Regions from separate parts of the Homo sapiens genome. Here region 2 is linked to region 1. The links are chromatin loops, found by intact Hi-C in ENCODE. Cell type or tissue: sigmoid colon. All regions are shown on one strand. Each heading gives the region's core, and the rest is flanking DNA. Links, peaks and the distances in the headings are about the cores only.

The links. A loop is a pair of places that touch in the nucleus more often than their neighbours do. Peaks named below come from ENCODE experiments on the same cell type or tissue, not always from the same donor. Only the 100,000 strongest peaks of a DNase experiment are listed, where the experiment ranks them.
Region 2: a loop joins it to region 1, with 2.1 times the contacts of the local background. A loop is called at or near these places in 6 of 110 quality-filtered maps.

What each region holds. Positions count from the first base shown.
Region 1 is chr12:2,160,190-2,163,103 of GRCh38, forward strand. The region is part of intron 3 of CACNA1C (calcium voltage-gated channel subunit alpha1 C); the gene reads left to right. It overlaps LOC107984131 (a long non-coding RNA gene), which reads left to right. Exons shown (of 2, transcript XR_001749435.2): 2 at 1-2,914. Among named protein-coding and RNA genes, the nearest start is that of CACNA1C-AS4, 62 kb to the right of the region's middle. In sigmoid colon, for the core only: no CTCF peak of the experiment used is centred there; a DNase peak (open chromatin) is centred at 1,482.
Region 2 is chr12:2,094,725-2,097,638 of GRCh38, forward strand. The region is part of intron 1 of CACNA1C (calcium voltage-gated channel subunit alpha1 C); the gene reads left to right. Among named protein-coding and RNA genes, the nearest start is that of CACNA1C, 43 kb to the left of the region's middle. In sigmoid colon, for the core only: no CTCF peak of the experiment used is centred there; a DNase peak (open chromatin) is centred at 1,357.

The DNA.
Region 1 (2,914 bases), core at 295-2,794:
TGAGTTGTCAGAAGTGGTACGTTTTGCTTTTTCTTCTGAGATGGGAGAAGCGTGCTGTATCCACAGATTCCTAGCTGGCACAGTTGACTGTTTATTTGCTTAGCACATGGCCTGACACATAGCAGACACTCAGTGGCTGAATAAACATGGTAACTGTGACATGTACTCACTTTCTCTCTCCTGTCTCTGATCCTCAAAGAGGACCAAATATCTGCCACCCTGCATCCTCAGACGGCTCGTAACTTTGGCAAAAAGGGGCCACCACAGAGGGCCTGCTGCAGCCTTCCCAGTTCCCTGTTGTTTCCACTTTTGCTACCTGAAATCTAATGATTTGAGATCCAGTAGTTTGCGTCTTGAAGAATATTTGGAAATTAAGGAAAATACAGGTGTCCCTAAGAGGAAAAATACTATGACCCATCATCACAGTAATTTCCAACCTGGAGCTCCCACATGCTGGGATCTCATAACAGGCATAATGGTGGCCAGAGAGCACTTCTTAATATTTCAAAACACCTAATGGAAACTGCCCATTTATTTAAGATAAGGCTGCAAAGAGTAACTAAAATGGCAAGTTTCTTTGCTTTCCAGTGAAAGAGTATCGATTTGGTATGGTAGCTCTGGTTATTTTTTATTTTATTATTATTATTTTTGAGACGGAGTCTTGGTCTGTCACCCAGGCGGGAGTGCAGTGGCTTGATCTTGGCTCACTGCAACCTCCGCCTCCCAGGTTCAAGCGATTCTCCTGCCTCAGCCTCCTGAGTAGCTGGGACTACAGGCGTGCGCCACCACACTTGACTAATTTTTATATTTTCAGTGCAGACAGGGTTTCACCATGTTAGCCAGACTGGTCTCGAACTTCTGGCCTCGTGATCCACCCTCCTCGGCCTCCCAAAGTGTTGGGATAACAGGCGTGAGCCACCGCACCCGGCTAGCTCTGGTTATCCTTTGCTGAACAGATGCTTGAGTTGATAGCTGTCTATCTGTGATAAACACAAGAATGGAAGGAGAGAATAATGATCAATAACAGCTTATGTGATTGACAAGACCTTGCCAAAGGCAGTGTGGATGTGGTGGGATGGGAAGGGGGTCTCTGGGAGGGGAGAGACGGGGGCACTGCATGCTACTTAGTTATTCCTGGGGTTTGTTGGCAGCTGCACTGAGGACAGAGGGCTCCAGACAGGGGCAGAGCAGGGGCACAGAGAGTGGTGTGAGGCTCTAAACGCCAGCTTGGTCGGCCCACTTTGTCATTTTGCTGAGGGCTGGTGGAGGTGCCGGTGTGGCTGTGCCAGGGGCCCCGCCTGTCACCTCTCCCTGCAATCCAGACCCCATCACAGAGCCCATGGCAGCGGAGATAAATGCTTCGGCAAGGCAAACGAATCTAGAGGGAATGGGAGCCTCAAGCCGTGAAAAATGATGGGGACTGTGGCCTACTTTCTTGCTTTGTAAGAGTCACTTGCACTTTTCTGGGGCACAGCCAAACTGACGGTGCTGTAGAACAGGATGTGCGAGAATGCTGTTTGGCAAACAAAGAGCGCTCTCTGGCCCCCAGAGGTTCTGGCTTTTGAGCCCAGACTAAAGAAAGCCAGGCTGGAGACCGTATATCAAACTTTGCAAGCCCGTTTATATACCTTGCTGGTGCCTCAGGGGGCAGAAATGCTGGTTGGGGATCTTTGTGTTTTGTTTTGAAAGAGTGATGTTTGGAAGCAGAAGCACTCAAAAATATATCCTGACCTCTGGCACTTAGAACCTCCACCAGAGCTTGGCACTTAACTGTTCTGTTTCTCGTGATATGTTCTAATTATCTGTTTCCAGCCAGATTGTAAGGTCAACAATGGTAGTTTATTTACGAGTAAGTCTTAGTTTTCTCATCTGTAGGAATGGGGATAAAAATGCAGGTTTGCTATGAGTGTTAGGGGTTCAGGGTTTAGTTTTGGGCCTAACTGCTCCTGTCTACCTGTCTACCCTTCCAGGGCCTCTCAGGACACACCTTACTCCCAAAGCACAATATCCAAATGGCAAAGAGGTTGTCCCTTTCTTAATGAGCTCCACAAGCACCTGACCACCACCCCCTCCCATTCGAGGCCTCCCTGTCCCCTCCCGCTGAACCTAAACCGCTCTGAGGAGCAGCTCTCCAGCCATCAGTCCTGCTTGGATGAGGATGCTGATTTTGTGTCTAGGGAAACAAGTCTGCCCCGTTTGCCTTCCACATGGAGGCTGAGGGTACAAGAGAAAGTTGGGGGAAATAGCAAGCAAAGTTCAGAGGGCAGTGGTCCATTTTTTCTTATCAGCCACAAAACAAAAAATAAATAAAAGAAGGAGGAGGCCGTGTCTTTGAGGCACAGTAAGCCTGCCCACTGAATGTCCCTGAGAGTAACTAGTTATAATAGCTACTCCTTCTACAGGGAGACCTAGAGACGGGGCAGAGAGAGGAAAGGACGTGCCCCCGTGAATAGCAGAGGGGTGAACAGTAGGCCTGGGGGAGAAATTGCCTTCCTGACAAGAAGAGTTGGAGATGATGAATACAAAACCCCTGGGACACTGCCTGGCCCATAGTGATGTTACCATCAGTAGTGGCTTTGCCGTTTCCAGATTGACATCCATGCCCTAAACAGAGAACTTTGCTGAGATGAAATTTCCTTGTTGGTATACTTTTGTGAACCACTCCATTGAGAACCAGCACAAAGCCATTGCCTTCTTGAACGTCTTCATTAAAACTAGAATAATCTCTGCCCCTCATTTGCCCATGCACATGGAAAACCCACGGATATGCCTTCCCTGATGGAAAATATGACCACTGACTGGAGTTCGAGACCAGCCTGACCAATATGGAGAAACCCCATCTCTACTAAAAATACAAAATTAGCCAGGCGTGGTGGTGCATGCTTGTAATTCCAGCTACTTGGGAGGCTGAGGC
Region 2 (2,914 bases), core at 112-2,611, 66 kb before region 1:
AGGGAGAGCCGACCAGGAAGTGGGAGTGGCTGGGACTGTCTGTGCTTCAGGGGAAATGTTGGGGGTTGTGAAATGCAGCCACTCTGGATGGGGCCATGCTGGGGTGCCTACAAGGGCCTTCCAGGTGCTCAGCCCTTCCTGTGCCTCTCCTTCATTGCTGCAGGCCCCAGGGGCTCAACCCCCTTTAACAATAACAAAATGAGACCATTTAATGACTACTTCCCCCTGAGAACTTAGTCGATGGCTGCACCATGCTAAGTGCTTATAAATGTTTCAAGACTCTTGTCACAACTCAGAGATATCTAAGTCTCAGAAACGTAAATAAGTTGCCCGGGCTCACAGGGCTAGTAAATGGCAATACAGACGGGAACTTAGGGCTCCTGCTTTTGCTGTTAACCACCAGATCACACTATCTCTTCTTGGAGGTGGCTGCTGTAATTCACTCAATGTGCTTGCAGTCCTGTCCCCATAAAACTCAGTATTTCTAGATCCTGCACTCCCACCTGTCCACTTTTTCTTTCCTGTCTTCATAGACCAGAAGCAGGTCCAATTTGTCTTAAAGGTTATGACCCTCCTAATTCCTGTGGGGACACAGACAGAGGAGAGGAACAGAGATAGGGGGACAGAGTCACAGAGATGATCGAGTGTTACAGCGTTTTTACAGCTCTAGGTTCTGCTCTGTGAATCCTGACTCCATTCTGAGATGAAAAATGGTAGTGCCATTGACTTCTGCCTTCTGCTTTCGGGTTCTTAAAGATGGACTTCTCCTGACCTCCCCTTCTTCTCCCTTTTGGCCCAGACTTTCAGTGCAGTTGAGGCTGCGGGAGAATCCGGGCAGCACTGTAAGTGCCCTCGGCCCGAGTCAGGCCATCCAGTGTTTCGCCAGTCCTTCAAGGACCCTGGAGGAGAAGGGCTAGGCAGGGTCGGATACCACTGGCTCCAGAGAGTGTCAGAAAAACCTAAGCAGAAAGAAGAGAAGGGGGAGTGCAGGACATAGGAAGATGGCAAACAGACGCCCACAGAAGAGGAGAGTGCATGCATCCTATGAGGACGGAGCGTGGATTTATGATGCCAGAGAAACTGGAAGGTTTAGGAGTGGAGAGGTCAGTCTTAGCCTGGGTCCCACTGGATGGAGGCTGTGTGCTTCTCTCTGCCTTGGTTTCATCATTCACCATCATTGGGAATAATGTCTTTTGTCTCCTTACTTAAAGTGATCAGGCACTGAGTTGAAATCAGCATTCCTTCAGCAAACACTTCTTTTCATACTGGCTGTGTGCCAGGCTCTGGGCTAGGCACAGAGCCACAGAGATGAGCACGTCATGGCCTGCCCTGGAGATACTCACAGGTGCCCAGAGTGGAGCTTTTGGACAGGACTGAAACTGTGCAGAGATGAGGGGTTGATCTAACTTCCCATCAAACCAGCTCTCGCAGCCAGAGGTCCGATGCCTGATTTTTAACGGCGCTTGAGAAAACTGTTGATATATTTGAAGGTGAGTCTGGTTTTACTCAGTTGTGAAGGCATGTTTGTGCATGTGCACATATGATTTATTTGATATTTGAAAACAATTTATGACCAGAATTCTTTGCATCCTTCTCTGGGCCTATGTCATGTGCTGAGGGCTTGCCGGAAGCACTTGTATAGGGTAGAGACTTGTCCTGCCACATATCTCTCCTCTGGACTGGCCTAAAGTCTATCCTCCCATCTCCTTCCTGAAGGACAGCTTCCAAATGCCTTCCCCTCTGGTTCTTTTCCTGAGGACAGACCTCTTTCTCTTTCCTCTTGGGATGTTCTTCCAAGTATTCTGAGTCTCTTTGGCTTTTTAAAACACATTAAATTGAGGTAACTTTTTGTTATGGTAAAATATATGCAACATAAAAATTATCATTTTAACCATTTTAAGTGTACAATTTAGTGGCATTAAGTACGTTCACCATGTTGTATAACCATCAAGCACTATCTGTCTCTAGAACTTTTTGTCATTCCAAACCAAAACTTTATAACCATTAACTCCCATTTTCTCTTCCTCCCCAGCCCTGGCAAACTCTATTCTACTTTCTCTCTTTACAACTATTCTAGGTACCTCATATAAGTAGAATTATTCAATACATGTTCTTGTGTGTATGGCTTACTTCACTCAGCACCATGTCCTCAAGGCTCATCCATGTTGTAGCCTGTAGCAGTATTGTATTCTTTTTAAGGCTGAATAATACTCCATTGTATGGATAGACCACACTATGTTTGCCCATCCATTTGTTGACGGACACTTGGGTTGTTTCTATCTTTTGTCTCTTTGGATAATGCTGCTATGGACATGGGTGTACAAGTATCTGTTCAAGTCCTCGCCTTCAATTCTTTTGGGTATATACCCAGAAATGGAATTGCTGGTTCATATGGTAATTTTATGTTTAATTTTTAAATTTTTATTTATTTATTTTTTTGAGATGGAGTCTTGCTCTGTCACCCAGGCTGGAGTGCAGTGGCGCGATCTCGGCTCACTGCAAGCTCCGCCTCCCAGGTTCACACCATTCTCCTGCCTCAGCCTCCCGTGTAGCTGGGACTACAGGCGCCTGCCACCACGCCCAGCTAATTTTTTTGTATTTTTAGTAGAGACGGGGTTTCACCATGTTAGCCAGGATAGTCTCGATCTCCTGACCTTGTGATCCGCCCGCCTCGACCTCCCAAAGTGCTGGGATTACAGATGTGAGCCACCGCGCCTGGCCACATTTAATTTTTTTGAGGAACTTTCATCCTGTTTTCCATAGCGGTTGCACCATTTTACATTCCCCACCAGCAACACATGAAGTTTCCAATTTTTCCACATGATTGCCAATACTTGTTATTTTCTGATTTTTTCGATAATAGCCGTCCTAAGGGGTTTGAAGAGCCATCTCTGGCTTTGAGGATTTCCATGTA